2 separate regions of the Homo sapiens genome follow, and region 2 is linked to region 1. A link is an interaction called in ENCODE POLR2A ChIA-PET data of the cell type or tissue named here. Cell type or tissue: GM12878. All regions are shown on one strand.

Evidence for each region. Peaks named below come from ENCODE experiments on the same cell type or tissue, not always from the same donor. Only the 100,000 strongest peaks of a DNase experiment are listed, where the experiment ranks them.
Region 2: POLR2A ChIA-PET joins it to region 1 with 14 read pairs; 2 of 35 experiments call an interaction of 5 or more read pairs at or near these places.

What each region holds. Positions count from the first base shown.
Region 1 is chr1:113,203,786-113,211,785 of GRCh38, reverse strand. It overlaps LOC643441 (a long non-coding RNA gene), which reads left to right and starts at 5,533. Exons shown (of 3, transcript NR_038846.1): 1 at 5,533-5,724. In GM12878, no CTCF peak of the experiment used is centred here; no DNase peak of the experiment used is centred here.
Region 2 is chr1:113,267,500-113,275,499 of GRCh38, reverse strand. No RefSeq gene overlaps it. Among named protein-coding and RNA genes, the nearest start is that of MAGI3, 120 kb to the left of the region's middle. In GM12878, no CTCF peak of the experiment used is centred here; no DNase peak of the experiment used is centred here.

The sequences.
Region 1 (8,000 bases):
TCCCCTCCCTGTCCTCTGTCTCTTCTCCTCCTCTTCTCTTCTTTCCTCTGTCCTGCTCTGCTTTCCTCTCTTATCTTCTTCCTGCCATCGGCTCTGACCAGTTAATGACAGCTTCTGCTGTCTGTTTCAGCTGCCATCTGACAGCATCAAAACACCTCACTCTTTCTACTCCAGAATCGTTCCATCTACGCCTCTCAAAATCCACGCTGATTCCTGCCTGTGCCTAGACTCACCCTCACTCCCCAGTAGTGGCTGCAGTTTCCATTCAGCTCACCCCGCAAAGCATATCTGTATTTCTAAAGAAGCCCCCTCCAGGGGTGACCACTACTCCCCCACCAGGTGTGTGGGACCCCACCTGGTACCACTCTGTCAAGTTAACAGTGGGGGAATAGCCTACTCAGCTATATCGCATTAATACTTAATTCATTTTACACCTGCCTTGCCCCCAAAAGGCTCTGCAGCTTACCTTTGTAGTACAAGATAAGAAAATGATGAGCATTAACAGGGCTACCACATTCAGCTATGCAGTGTTCACTGCACAAGAATACCCACTGAGGGGAAAATTGGGGGCCCAAGTCCAGCCCATCATCTGCCCACCCGGCCATGCAGCCTGGTACAGGCTACACCTGCCAAGAGAGATGTTCTTTTTCCAGTTTGCATAAGGTCTCCTGTGGGTTAGGGTGAGAGTTAAGAGTAGAATGAAAAGATAGCCAGACACAGTGGCTCACGCCTGTAATCCCACCACTTTGGGAGGTCGAGGGGGGCCTCTTGAGGCCGCTTGATGTCAGGAGCTCGAGACCAGCCTGGCCAGCATGGTGAAACCCCGTCTCTACTAAAGATACAAAAAAAAAAAAAAAAAAAAAATTAGCTGGGTGTGATGGTGCGTGCCTGTAGTCCCAGCTACTTGGGAGGCTGAGGCAGGAAAATCGCTTGAATCCAGGAGGTGGAGGCTGCAGTGAGCCAAGACCGTGCCACTGCACTCCAGCCTGGGCAACAGAGCAAGGCTTCGCCTCAAAAAAAAGAAAAAGAGTAGAATGAAAAGAAAAAGAGAAACAAGGCAAAGCACAAAAGGCGACAAGGTCCTTAGGATGGAAAAGCCCCTGGGCGCAGACGTATTCAAATCTTTGCCCACGTGTGTCCCTCAGGAAAAAGAGAACCCTAAGTGACTTCCAAGATGAGACCCACCTTTGGGCTAAAGCAAAGAAAAAGGGGAACCATTGTTGCTCTATGGGGAAAGATAAGGAGGTCTTTCCGGAAGACATGCCACACCCACAGTTTTGCAGTCTGGCTGCTGTTAGTCTCATTCCTCACCACGCTGTACCTGGAGAGTCTAATCAGTTGAAGCAAATGCTTATGGAGCTAAAGGCGGCACCCATCTCCTCCTCCCATGCTTCAAAGTCATCACCACTAGCTGACTCGCATATATTTACACTGGCCAATGATTGTACCTGGGCACCAGCCCTGCCCTACCAGGTAAGCCTGGAACAGCCTGTTTTCTCAGATATTTCCCTTTGCAGGTTCCTGTTTCTGACTCTGATATAAATTCTGTGGGCGAAAATGAGAAATGGGTTCCACAATGCTACAAGACTCTCAAAACTGAAAAATAAAGATCAGTGGCAATCTCTAACCCTCTCAAACCTGGTCTCTACTTACTGGCTTCCCTACACTCAGCAAAAACAATTAAAACATGTTTTTGCTTTAGGATCCGACAGTCAATACTGCAATAGCATGTCGCTCTGGCTGACTGACATTTTATTGACATATTGATAATTCAGAGCCATTCCAGAATTTAACTCACTAGTGGGACTAGGAAAAGATTGTGACCTCTGCTTACTGACCCAAGGAGCTCAGATTGAGAGCTTGGTGAATATTTTGCTTTGTTTAGCATGTGTAATGCCCAGGAGTAACTATTACAATAAGCCAAATGAATATTACCTCAGGCCCACATCTTTTAACACCCATGAGCACAAGATTATATTAACAAACGGAATCAAGAAAACCTACAAAATTTAACATCAACTCGGCAGCTATTTCTGGAAGGTGATCTATGCCCCTCTCTCACCCCACTGCAGGGTGCATCTGGCTTTGCACTTGAGCTGCCTCTCCCAGGAGCACTGGGGACTAGAGAGGTTCTCACACAGGCCACCTTCCTGGAGCCTGTCCCAAGGCCTCTGTTTCTAACTCCTCGGGGTCTGCAGGCCACCCCACAGCTCTCACCTGGGTGCTTGCCACCTGCCAGCACTCAAAAGCCCAGGGTCACCTCTGGCTGCGTGACAGCCTTTTAACTTCTTCAGGTATTCTCTCAACATCTTTGAGTTTGTTTATGTATAAAATGGGAATCATATTCTCCACCTCATAAAATTCTTTTAAGGTTTAGATAACATATGCCAAGCACTTAAAGTATCTGGCACATTAACAGTACCTCAAATAGTGATAAACATCGTTAATCTTAGGAGAAATAAAAGTGTGGCATGTGGGGGTTACGAGTCTAGGTCCTCTCCTTGGCGTTCCTTCTCTGGGTCCACTAGAATCCCAAATGATGAAGCAGAAAGTGACCCTCTTCCTTCTGCATGCCATCTACTGCTCTTGGCTTACGGCCTGTGTGCTGAACACCTGCAAGGAAGACTGCTTTGTATTCACACCACTGTGGGACTAGAGGCTGAACACAGACTGGAGAAAGGTTTCCAGCTCTTGACCTGGTTAAATAGGTGAGTCTCCTGGAATAGTGTATCTTTATCAATAATGAAAAGCATTTTATACAGATAGGGCATAAGACACACAGCCACTTTTTTTTTCCTGCTCCTAAGAAAGGACAGGAAGCAACCTTTAAGAAGACACAATTTGACAGTAACACAACAAAAACATTAAAGGGTAATAGTTAAACTCCTGTCCAAACCTTCATGCTGTGTCACATAGCAAAGAGAGAAACCAAAGCTGCCGCAATTACTTAGAGGAGGAGAAATGACACAAGTACCCTGTGCAAAAGGAAGCAGAGGATACTGTCAATCAAATGTTCAGGTTGAGTCTATTGTTACCTCTGAAAATTGAGTTAGAAAAGCTTTATAAGACTTCGGAGTCGGAGTCGGAATATGTACTCATTTGCAAACAAAAGTAAATACTGGAAGAGAGGCCACGCCCCTCAGTGGATCTTGACTCTCAGTCCCAAACCAAACCCACATGTAAACTGCTATGGTTGGCCGGGCGTGGTGGCTCACGCGTGTAATCCCAGCACTTTGGTAGGCTGAGGCAGGCAGATCACAAGTTCAGGAGTTTGAGACCAGCCTGGCCAATATAGTGAAACCCCATCTCTACTAAAAATGCAAAAAATTAGCCAGGCGTGGTGGCAGGCACCTGTAATCCCAGCTACGGAGGCTGAGGCAGAAGAATCGCTTGAACCCGGGAGGCAGAGGTTGTAGTGAGCCGAGATTGTGTCATTGCACACCAGCCCAGGCAACAGTGTGAGACTCTGTCTCAAAACAAACAAACAAACAAACAAAACTGCTATGGTCGTGGGCAAGATAATCCAGTAGACTCCCTCAAGTTTAGATTCATACAGGCAATAAGACATTAGCGGAAGGGAAATGGCATGTTCTGAGGCTAGAATGACGTGCATATAAAATGGCCAGTGGGCCACAGGGTAATTTGGAGACATGGGGAGAGGTTGACAGTAACGTGAATTGAGGAACTCACAATGACAGAGGAAGGCAGACAGGTTACACTGCCTCAAAGCCAAAGATCTTCATTCCATCTGACCCCACCACCCATGCTCATGCGTGCAGCGCAGTACTCCTCTGCAGTCCAAAGAACTATAGGAAACCTGTCATGCATGGTAAATACCTTCCTGCATTTGATATGGAGCCTGGGATGTTCCTGAGACCCCTCCCCAAGGGGTGATTTGAAAATACACACTCAGAAAGTAAAGAATAGAAACCAGAGTTTAAAGGCCAAAGACATAGAGGGAAGGGTTTAAGTGTGAAATGACTCTCTAGTCCACAGCTTACTTCCAAGGGGAGTGGTCCTCAGCAGTAATCTCTGCATAAAATTGCAATGCTTTGTGCCCTGATCTCTGAGTGAATGTAGTCCTCATACTCTGCCCGTAATTAGTTTAATGAGAATCAGGGCTCCAGCCAAGGGTAAACACCATGGGCCAAGCATGAGAAATGCTGACTGTCTCTGAGGAGGCTCAGTACAAAACCCTGTTGCTGCAACAGTCAGTTTTCCAATCCCAGTGACAGAAACCCAGCTCAAAGGAGTATAAGCAACATAGGAAATGTATTAGCTCCTGAGAAGAGATGGATCCAGAGGCTCAAAGATTGTCTTTAAGGTTGCCTTTAGCTTTCCATCTCTCTGCGATTTCTCTTTGTACATTGGCTTCATTTTCTCCAGATGATGAAAGTGTCCTCTGTGCCCCTGTACCACTGGAGAAGATGGCTGCAAGCAGTTCCAAGCCATCCTTAGAGCATGTTATCCAAGAGGAGGGCGGAACTGCTCTCCTGTGGCTGCCACATCAATGCCTGAAGCAGACTCTGTTTGGCTGTGCTTGAGTCATATGCCCAGCTCTGTGCCAATCACTGTGACAAGGGCTAGAGAGCTACTCCTATTGGCTAGACTAAGGACAGGGCACCTTCCCTGCATTGGGGGAGGTGAGGTCAGCCCCACCTGAACCACATAGAATGGGTTCCAGGAAGGAAAGTGTGGTTTTATTTCCAAGAGAAGTGGGAGGTAAGCTGGGCAGGCAAAAACGACAAATGTCCTTTGCTTCTGGCAGATAGCAGAGCTCCGTTTTGGAGAAGGGTAAATTGACACAGCTAGATCCTCTGCTAGGATAAATTCTAGACATTCAGAAAGAGGGTAAATCTATTGGCCTTAAGTTGAAATCCAGATTCCATGAAAAGCACTGAACCCTCTCCTCACCCCCACCACCTTGGAAGCACTGGGACGCAGCAATGTTGAGAGGATGGGATTCTGTGCCACTGAGAGATGGCTCGCAGGTAACGTGGGCATGTCTCTTCCTTACATCCGTAAAGAGGCAAAATAAAAAATAACATAGCAGCACCAAATAACCTATCTTCCTGACCAGGGCCCTCCTACATTCTGCTGGCACAAGTGAATTCCCAGCTCCTGAACCCACGGACTCTCTCTCCTCCTTGTTGGTTGAGCAATGTCTGTATTTACTAAACAGGCCCAGTGAAGCAGTACATTCCTTCCAGACCCAGCACAGCCTCAGGCACAAAAGAGGTCCTTGATAAATGTTTGTTGAGGTCTTTTCCCAGCAGATGAAAGTAAATACTTTGGGAAGAATTTGGAAGAAAAGTGACCTGGCCTCCCTGTTGGTAGTTTTTCCTTTAGCTGGTGAAAGCTCCTTAAAGGGCCTGGATGGGCTGTTCCAGAAGACACTTACAAATGTAAACAGAGACAAATGCCCACAGCCCATGCACACCTGTTTCTCCCTGTTAATACTTAACAGTTAGTAGCTGTTAAGTATTTGATTATTCCTTTCCTACAAAAAAGCATTTCAAACCCAAAGGGAATATGGCTCATTTATTTGCTGAGTGGGACTGGAGGCCCATAGCCGCAGAAGATCCTGGCCCCACAGCAGCAGAGAGCAAGCTCAGAGTGCTGTCAGGTCTCTCCTGCTGCCTCTCGCCATGATGATGTAGTGGAAAAATGGTCAACAAAGCTATTTCCTACTGTGTGCTAAATGCCCATCATGGGAAGTCCCAGGTAAGTCCAGAAAAATATTTATATTGTGTTGTTATGGCTGAATTGTGTCTCCAAATTCATATATTGAAGTCCTAAACCCCAGTACCTCAGAATGTGACTGAACAGGCATACCTTGGGAATATTGTTGGTTGAGTTTCAGCCACTGAAATAAAACAAATATCACAATAAAGCCAGTCACACACATTTTTTTTTTGGTTTTGCAGTGCATATAAAGGTTATGTTTATACTATGCTGTAGTTTACTATGTGTGCAACAGCATTATGTCTAGAAAAAAATGAGCATACCTTAATTAAAAGATGCTTTATTACTAAAAAGTGCTAATGATCATCTGAGCTGTCAGGGAGTTGTAATTTTTTTGCTTGTGGAGGATCTTGCCATAATATTGATGACTGCTGACTGATCACAGTCGTAGTTGCTGAAAGCTGGGGTGGCTGTAGCAATTTCTTAAAATAAGACATGAAGTTTGTCTCATTGATTGACTCTTCCTTTCACGAAAGTTTTCTCTGTAGCATGAGATACTGTTTGATACCATTTTATTTTATTTTATTTTATTTTATTTTATTTTTTGGAGATGGAGTCTCACTCTGTCACCCAGGTTGGAGTGCAATGGCACAATCTCAGCTCACTGCAACCTCCACTTCCCAGGTTCAAGTGATTCTCCTTCCTCAGCCTCCGGAGTAGCTGGGACTACAGGCACATGCCAGCACACCCAGCTAGTTTTTGTATTTTTAGTAGAGACAGGGTTTTGCTGTGTTGACCAGGCTGGTCTTGATCTCCTGACCTTGTGATCTGCCCAGCTCGGCCTCCCAAAGTGCTTGGATTACAGGCATGAGCCACCATGCCCAGCTTTGATACCATTTTAACCAGAATGTCTTTCAAAATTGGTCTCAATTGAAAGAAATTGAAGAAGACACCAAAAAATGGAAAAATATTCCACGTTCATGGATTGGAAGACTAAATCTTGTTAAAATGTCCATACTACCCCAAAAAATCTACAGATTCAATGCAATTCCTACAAAAATACCAATGGCATTCTTTACAGAAATAGAAGAAACAATCCTAAATATATTGAACCACAAAATACCCAGAATAGCCAAAGCTATCCTAAGCAAAAAGAATAAAACTGAAGGAATCACATTACCTGACTTCAAATTATACTACAGAGCTATAGTAACCAAAACAGCAAGGTACTGGCATAAAAACAGACACATAGACCAATGGAACAGAATAGAGAACCCAGAAACAAATCCACACACCTACAGTGAACTCATTTTTGACAAGATGCCAAGAACATATACTGGGGAAAAGACAGGCTTTTCCATAAATGATACTGCGAAAACTAGATATCCATATGCAGAGGAATGAAACTAGACCCCTATCTCTCACCATATCCACAAATCAAATCAAAATGGATTAAAGATTTAAATTTAAGACCTCAAACTATGAAACTACTATAGGAAAACATTGGGGAAAATCTCCAGGGTATTGGTCTGCGGAAAAATTCCTTGAGCAATATCCCACAAACACAGGCAACCAAAGCAAAAATGGACAAATAGGACCACATCAAGTTAAAAAGCTTCTGCAGAGAAAATACAGTCAGCAAAGTGAAGAGACAACCCACAGAATGGGAGAAAATATTTGCAAACTACCCATCCCACAAGGGATTAATAACCAGAATACATAAGGAGCTCAAACAACTCTATAGGGGAAAAAAAATTTAATAATCCAATAAAAAATGAGCAAAAGATCTCAATAGACATTTCTCAAAAGAAGACATACAAATGGCAAACAGGTATATGAAAAGGTGCTCAGCATCACTGAGTATCAGAGAAATGCAAATCAAAACTACAATGAGATATACTCTCACCCCAGTTAAAATGGTTTATATCCAAAAGAAGGCAATAACAAATGCTGGCAAGGACATGGAGAAAAGGGAACCCCATATGCTGTTGGTGGGAATGTAAGTTAGTACAACCACCATGGAGAACAGTTTGGAGGTTCCTGAAAAAACTAAAAATTTAGCTGCCGTATGATCCAACAATCCTACTGAAAGTAAACCCAAAAGAAAGGAAATCAGTTCATCAAAGAGATATCTGCACTCCTATGTTTGTTGCAGCACTGTTTATAATAGCTAAGATTTAGAAGCAACCTAAGTGTCCATCAACAGATGAATGAATAAAGAAAATGTGGGGCTAGGCACAGTGGCTCACGCCTGTAATCCCAGCACTTTGGGAGGCCGAGGCTGGTGGATCACGAGGTCAGGAGTTCAAGAACAG
Region 2 (8,000 bases), 64 kb before region 1:
TCCCTTGGGCTTGTTACTCCACAGATGAAAAACACAGACCCTGACCAGATCCTTGATGTAGAATAACTTCCTGTTTTGCTCCAATATCTTTAGTTTCTGTATTTTCAGAAACAAGATGAGTTTTTTCATTATCTCATTTCCCATCCCTGCTCAGCTACACTGCTCCCACCAGGCACCATCTTGACTCTCTGCTTTTATGCATATGCTCCTCCTGCCTGGGACTTCCTCTCCCACCTCTGCACTTAGCCAGTTCCTGCTCATTCTTTGGGTCCAGCTGAAACATTACCTCCTCTAAGAAGCCTGCCCAGTTATATTTCCTTTTTCTGTGTCCCACGGAATTCCATATCTATTCCTTTTGAAATAGGCATAATGGAAACATTTATTTATGTGTGTGTGTTTCTCACTAAATTCTGAATTCCCTGAGGATGTGAACTTTGATATTCAGTTTTTTTTTTAAAAAATTCTGTTACTAGCACACTCTTTGGCATGTAAAATACATCCAATAAATGCTTCTAGAATAAAGAAATGAGTGAAAAAAATCTCACAGCCAGAAAAATGGGAACTGACCAACAAAGAAAAATATTTTCTACAAATACAAGAAAAGAATAATTACTATCCATAATATATAAAGATTTTTTTTCAAATTAATAAGAAAAAGATGAACATACCAATGAAAACCAGGCCAAGGGCAAACACTAACAATGAAGGAAGAAATACAAATAGATAAGAAAATTTATGAACAGATTTCAACTTCATTTACTAACAAACGATGCAAATTAATTTCTCTATCAACTTGGCAAAGATAAAAAGATTAAAAACAAAAATTAAAAAGACAAAAGCAAAGTTGAAAAATGTTTACTGTTATTGAGGATCTGGTGAGATATGCACTCTGATGAGTAAAAAATGTAATCTTCCTGGAAAGCACTCTGGACATGTGTACGTATGTGCCAAAAGTCTTAAAAATGTTTATACACTTTGACCTATAATCCCAGTTATACAATCTATTATAAAGAACTAACTAGAGATGTAAGTTAAAATCCATGTATATGTATGACATTCAAAGAAATGTTTATAATATCCAAATTGAAAATAACATAAATGTCCAAAAATAATAGTTAAAAATTAGTCCCATAAAATACAGTGTCATACAGCCATTAAAAACATGTTTTTGGCTGGGTGCGGTGGCTCACACCTGTAATCCCAGCACTTTGGGAGGCCAAGGCGGGTGGATCACGAGATCAAGAGATCCAGACCATCCTGGTTAACACGTTGAAACCCCGTCTCTACTAAAATTACAAAAAAAGGTAGCTGGGCGTGGTGGTGGGCGCCTATAGTCCCAGCTACTCGGGAGGCTGAGGCAGGAGAATGGCGTGAACCTGGGAGGCAGAGCTTGCAGTGAGCCGAGATCGTGCCACTGCACTCCAGCCTGGGCAACAGAGTGAGATGCCATCTCAAAAAAAAAAAAAAAAAAAAAGTTTTCAAATAATATGCCATAGGATACATAAGAATATTCCCCACATAACATTATGAGAAAGAATAGAATGCAAAATTGTATCTTATGTTTCTAGTTTTATCAAATGTAAATAGCTAGATGAATAGATAAGTCTGCAGAAAAATACTAGAAAAATATATACTAACATACTAACTGTAGTTATATCTGAATGAAGAGAATTATGGATGGTTTTTATTTTGCTTTTTATGATTGTCTTGTTATCCATGTTTTTTACAATAAGCTTTTCTATTAGGACAAAAGTGAGCTTTTATACTAAAACTAAAAAAGAACTACAACAAGATATCACTACACACCTACCAAAATAGCTAAACTAAAAAATACTAAAACCAAATGCTAGTAAGGATGCAGAGAAACTAATCACTCATCCATTACTAGTGGGAACGTAAAATGGTACACCCATTCAGAAGAGAATATGGCAATTTCTTACAACATATGTACTTATCAAACAACCCAGCAACTGCACTCTTGGGCATTTATCCCAGAGAAATAATAACTTATGTTCACACAAGAACCTATGCATGAATGTTCATAGCAGCTTTGTTAATAATAGCCCCAAATTGGAAACAACCTAGATGTCCTTCAGTGAGTGAATGGTTGACTGTTTAACTGTGATACATCTATTCCATGGAATACTACTTAGCAATCAAATGGAACAAGCTATTCATACATGCTATAACTTGGATAGATGTCAGGGAATTATGCTGAGTGAAAAAGGTCCATCTTGAAAGATTATGTCCTGCATGATTCCACGTATATGACATTCTTGAAATGACAAAATTATAGAGATGGGGAACAGGTGAATGGGTTAGGAAGGAGACGCAGGAAGAAGGTGCCTGTGCAGGAGGGACCTTTGTGATGGAACTGTTCTGGGTCTTGACTGTGGTAGTGGTCACACAAATCTGCACATGATTAGAAATGCATAGAACTAAACACACATACAAATTAGCATGTGTAGAACAGTTGAAATGTGAGTAAGGTTGGTAGATTATATCAATGTCAATTTCCTGGTTGTGATATTGTACTTCTTTTAGGCAAGGTATTAACATTGAGAGAAACTGGGTGAAAGGCATAGGGATCTCTCTGCATTAGTGTTTACAACTGCATATGAACCTACAGTTATCTCAAAGAGTTAAAAAATAAAAGAAATAGAAAAGATTGCAATATGTGCATCTGATTGGGATCCTGATTCAATCTACAAAAACACACGACACTACAGATTTGAACGGGGGCTCAATAGTTGATGCTATTAAGAAATTGTAGGATTGTAGGTTTTTAGTTTTAGATGTGATGATGGAGGTTATTGTGGGCATTTTTTTAAATCTGTCCTTATCTTTTAGAGACCCAAACCAAAATATTTAGGGATGAAGTCATATGAAGCACTTACATATCTGTAAGTGCTTCAAAACAATGTGAACAGACCAGGCGCAGGGGCTCATCATGCCTGTAATCCCACCACTTTGGGAGGCCAAGGTGGGAGAATCACTTAAAGCCAGGAGTTAGAGACCAGCCTGAGCAACATGGCAAGACTCCATCTGTGCAAAAAATAAAGTTGAAAAAAAACAACAAAACAAACTAGCTGGGCATAGTGGTGCATGCCTGTAGTCCCAGCTACTAAGGAGGCTGACACAGGAGGATCCCTTGAGCCCAGAAGGTAGAGGCTGCAGTGAGCTGCGATTGTGCCACTGCACTCCAGCCTGGGTGACAGAGTGAGACCCTATTTCAAAAAAAGAAAAAGCAATGAGAGGCAATTCACAATTGCAAAATTGTGGAACCAACCCAAATGCCCATCAATCAGTGAGTGGATAAAGAAACTATGAAAAATACATATGATGGAATACTACTCAGCCATATGAAGGAATGAATTAACAGCATTTGCAATGACCTGGATGAGATTAGAGACTATTATTCTAAGTGAAGTAACTCAGGAATGGAAAGCCAAACATTGTATGTTCTCACTGATATGTGGGAGCTAAGCTATGAGGACACATAGGCATAAAAACGATACAGTGGACTTTGGGGACTTGGGAAGAGTGGGAGGGAGTCGAGGGATAAAAGACTGCAAATATAGTGCAGTGTATACTTTGGTGATGGGTACACCAAAATCTCACAAATCACTGCTAAAGAACTTATGTAAGCAAATACCACCTGTACCCCCAATAACTTATGGGGAAAAAAGCAATGTGAAGGAGGAAGAAGATGGGGTGTGGATTGGTTAGGCTTAGCTTGAGTGCATGTGTAATATAATAATCTAGTTTGGGTATTTTCAAAAATCTCCATAATAAAAAAGCTTTATCTCTCTCTCTCTCTCTCTTTTTTTTTTTTTTTTTTTTTTGAGACGAAGTCTCACTCTGTCACCCAGGCTGGAGTGCAGTGGTGCAATCTCAGCTCACTGCAACCTCTGCCTCCTGGGTTCAAGCTATTCTCCTGCCTCAGCCTCCTGAGTAGCTGGGATTACAGGCACCTGCCACCACACCCAGCTAATTTTTGTATTTTTAGTAGAGACGGGGTTTCACCATCTTGGCCAAGCTGGCCTCGAACTCCTGACCTCGTGATCCACCCACCTCGGCCTCCCAAAGTACTGGGATGACAGGCGTGAGCCATCATGCCCAGCCAAAGCTTTCTCTTAATGAGGAAACAAATGTAAAAGAAGGTTAAATCTTCTAGGAAACCCTGCTGAGTTACTTATCTGCTCATCAATAAAACATGTGGCTTCTATGTGAGCACCTTGTACACCAGGCTTTAAACTAGGCCATAAAGTTATGGTCAGTGGGGGTTGTGCCTTCCCAGATATCAAAGGTTAGTGGGAGCAGAGAGACTGCAAAAACAAATGAGTACCGTTTGAGATGGTAAGTGCTAATAAGCATAGTGGAAGAACTGACTGTCATCTGCACTATGAATGGTGTCCGGACCAAGTCTTCAAGGATGTGCTCAGCCTAAATCTGTTACAGTGGGGAGGAGGTTTCTTTAAACCTGAACCTGATTCCTAAACAGGACTTAGCATCACCTGTTTTCACATCAATGCTTTTCATTTAGGATCCCGTTCCAGCCCAAATTGCATTACATTCTCATTGTCAACTGACTCTACTGTCACCTTCAGGGAACAGCTAAAACAAAGCTAATGATGTTTACTGAAGTCTTCCAGTTCTCGTAATAGGCTGATATGAGCTTAGATTCAATCTCTGTCATCACCAACCACCATCTCCAAGGTCCTTGAGCCTTTCAGCTCTGGCTTCATTATTTGGATATTGAGTCAGAGGAAAACTATTAAATGAGACTTTTAGAGGGAAGAAAATTTGGTTATATGTCTTAGAGAAAAAAACAACATATTGGCTGAGCAGGGTGGCTCATGCATGTAATCCCAGCACTTTGGGAGGCTGAGGCGGGTGGATTGGTGGAGCTCAGTAACTCAAGACCAGCCTGGGCAACATGGTAAAACCCCGTTTCTACAAAAGTATACACAAAAATTAGCCAAGTGTGGTGGCACACATCTGAGCCCATGAGGTAGAGGCTGCAGTGAGCTGTGGTCGCATCACTGCACTCCAGCTTGGGTGACGGAGTGAGACCCTGTCTAAAAAAAAAAAAAAAAAAAGAACATAATCGCATTTGAGGAGGCCAGTGATCATTTTGCCTTGATAAAAGGGAAACTCAAATAAGAATAAGTTATTCCAGCTGGGTGCGGTGGCTCACGCCTGTAATCAATCCCAACACTTTGGGAGGCTGAGACGGGCGGATCACTTGAGGTCAGGAGTTCGAGACCAGCCTGACTAACATGGAGAAACCCCATCTATACTAAAAATACAAAATTAGCCAGGCCTGTGGCGCATGCCTGTAATCCCCAGCTACTCGGGAGGCTGAGGCAGGAAAATTCCCTGAACCCGAGGGGCGGAGGTTGCTGTGAGCGCCATTGCACTCCAGCCTGGGCAACAAGAGCAAAACTCTGTCTCAAAAAAAAAAAAAAGTTATTCCATTCACACACACACACACCATATTTATGTGTATATATTTTAAATTTACATATATTTAAGTTATATATTTTTAAATTTGTATATATATGTTATATATATTTTAAATTTATATATAGTTTCATTATGGCTACTGCCTAATCAGTTGTAATAATATAAAAGATGCCATGCGGTTAACAGTATTAAGGTCATAAATTACATTTCATAGAGTGTGGTTTCTCCAGAAGCCACTAGGCATGCTGTGATTAATGTCACACCAGGGAGGCATGACAGAGGTGAGATGGCGGTGGGAGGGATGTCGGGGAGAAGTGGCAGCAAATGAGACACAGGGACAATGGTGACAGCAGCCTCTGCACTACTGGCCCTGAGGGGCCAGGACCCTCAGACTTCAGGACTGGTGGACAACACCTGCTTTGCTTATTTTTTAAAAAGACCCATCCAACACTTCAGAAAAGTGTTAACCTCTATTCTGAATATTGTTGACATATATTATTTATCAGTCTCATGTTCCATTATTTGTAAATAGAGAATCAATGGATTAAAACATAAAAGACCCACAGAAATAACAATCACCAAATAAAGCTAAATCTCCTATTAGGACTTACCATGACACCTGGCCACTGGAGCAAAGCATTTGTTTCCAGCCTCGCCATTTGTCACTATTGATTCTGCCTGTGAAGGAGGACCAGCTCCACTGCCTTGACAAAGAATGATTTATCCTTCCTCACAATGCAATTTACAACCTTCAGTCTTATTTGAATCCTTACCTCTAGAGTCTTTATTAGGATAGGAGAAACCATAAAGGAATTAGGTTTTTGTCCGAAAGCCTGCCTATAATTACTTTTAGTATCGAATAGCTCGAAGAGCCGGAACATAATGATTTTAAGGGATACAAAGCTTGGCCATAGATAATAGGTTTAAATATAGTATGCAATTGGCTGTGCCTGGAAGCAGAGAAAGGAAAGTCCATGATGATACAAATAAGAGAAAGAGAAATGCCCTCACCTGAGTCCACCCTTGAGCTTTGTATGTTTCCAAGGAGTTGCTCATTTATTACCTCTAAATGGTTTAATCGCCTGGTCTTCTAGTTAGGAAAGACCATTCTTTGGAAAATGGCTTAATTATGCAAGCTGTCTTTTATTTTGATAATAAGGAAAAACAACTCATTCTTAGCAAGTCACATTGGTGAGATAAAAAAAATTTCTCCAGTATAATTCAACAAACGCCTGTCAAGCTTCTGTTGAACACCACCACTAGGCACTAGGAGATGCATGTTCATTCACCATATATTTGCTGAGTGTCTGCCCTTTGTCAGGCAGTAGGCTAGGTGCTAGATGAGACGATCCCTTCCCTCATAGAACTTGTAGCCTGTAAGTGAGACAGTCATTACACAAATAATCACACAATTAAGTAATTCATTGATATTGTGTAAATTGATGGAGATGTCCAGGTGCTATGAGAAAGTGTGGTGAGGGTCTGGTCTGAGCACTTGAAGAAGGCTTCCCTGAGGAAGTAATGTTGAAGGTGAGAACCAAAGGATAAATCAGAGTTAGCTAAGTGAGGATGGGGTTGCACTGGGATGTGGGAGGCAGCTCTGGTCTCTCCCTCCAAATGCTCCCACTAGAGCAGGGAGCCAGAAATATAAATGAGTTGTTCTGATCCTAGCTAGATGGGGATGTGCTGTAATGGAGACAACGTGTTGTGGAACTGTGGATGGATTCCAGCAGGGTGAGCCTTCTCAAGCCTGACCCTGAGCCCCTGGCTGCGGTATAGGGAAAAGCAAAACTGAGCAAGGCAATGTCATGGAGCAAGAGAGAATCATTCTTCTTGACTTGTCTGCAGAGAGGGGTGTCACTGCTCAGTAAACAGAAAATAATATGATCATCCTTGTTATTATTTCCTCTCTTAAACAAGATTTTAGTTTTTCATCTCTCTTTTGAAAGGTGAAAATGAGGACTTGGGAGAGATGCAACATATTTTAGATCTGAAAATTTAAAAATTCTTCTTTAGCTCAAGTGCAGCAAAATATGCCAAAGTGAATTTTATGAGCAAAGCATGATGGTTTTAGGAGGTGATGCCATGTGTGACTGAAAGTAGGCCAAATGTGTGAACTGATTCTGTGAACTTTTCATGCATTAATTTGACAACTATTTATTGAGCATCTGCTACTTTCCTGGCCTACAGCAGCAAGCGAAGCAGACAAAGACCTTGTCCTCATGGAGCTTGCACTCTAATAGGAGAGATAGATAATAAACACATATAATTTTAGGTAGTTGTAAGTGCTATAGGAAAATAAAGTGGATTCAGGTGGAAAAGATAAGAGTGAGGATACAGAGATCCTGTTAGGATATAGTGGTCAAAAAGTCCCGTCTGCAGGGCCAGCTTCATGAGTGTGTGTATGACCAGTGCAGTCGCACAAGCCACCACATTCAGAAGGTAGCCTTGTGATTGGGGTTTAATGCTCTGCAGTCATCATCTTCAAATTTTCTGAGTCTGTGACTTGTAAGTGAAGCCCGATGGGCTAG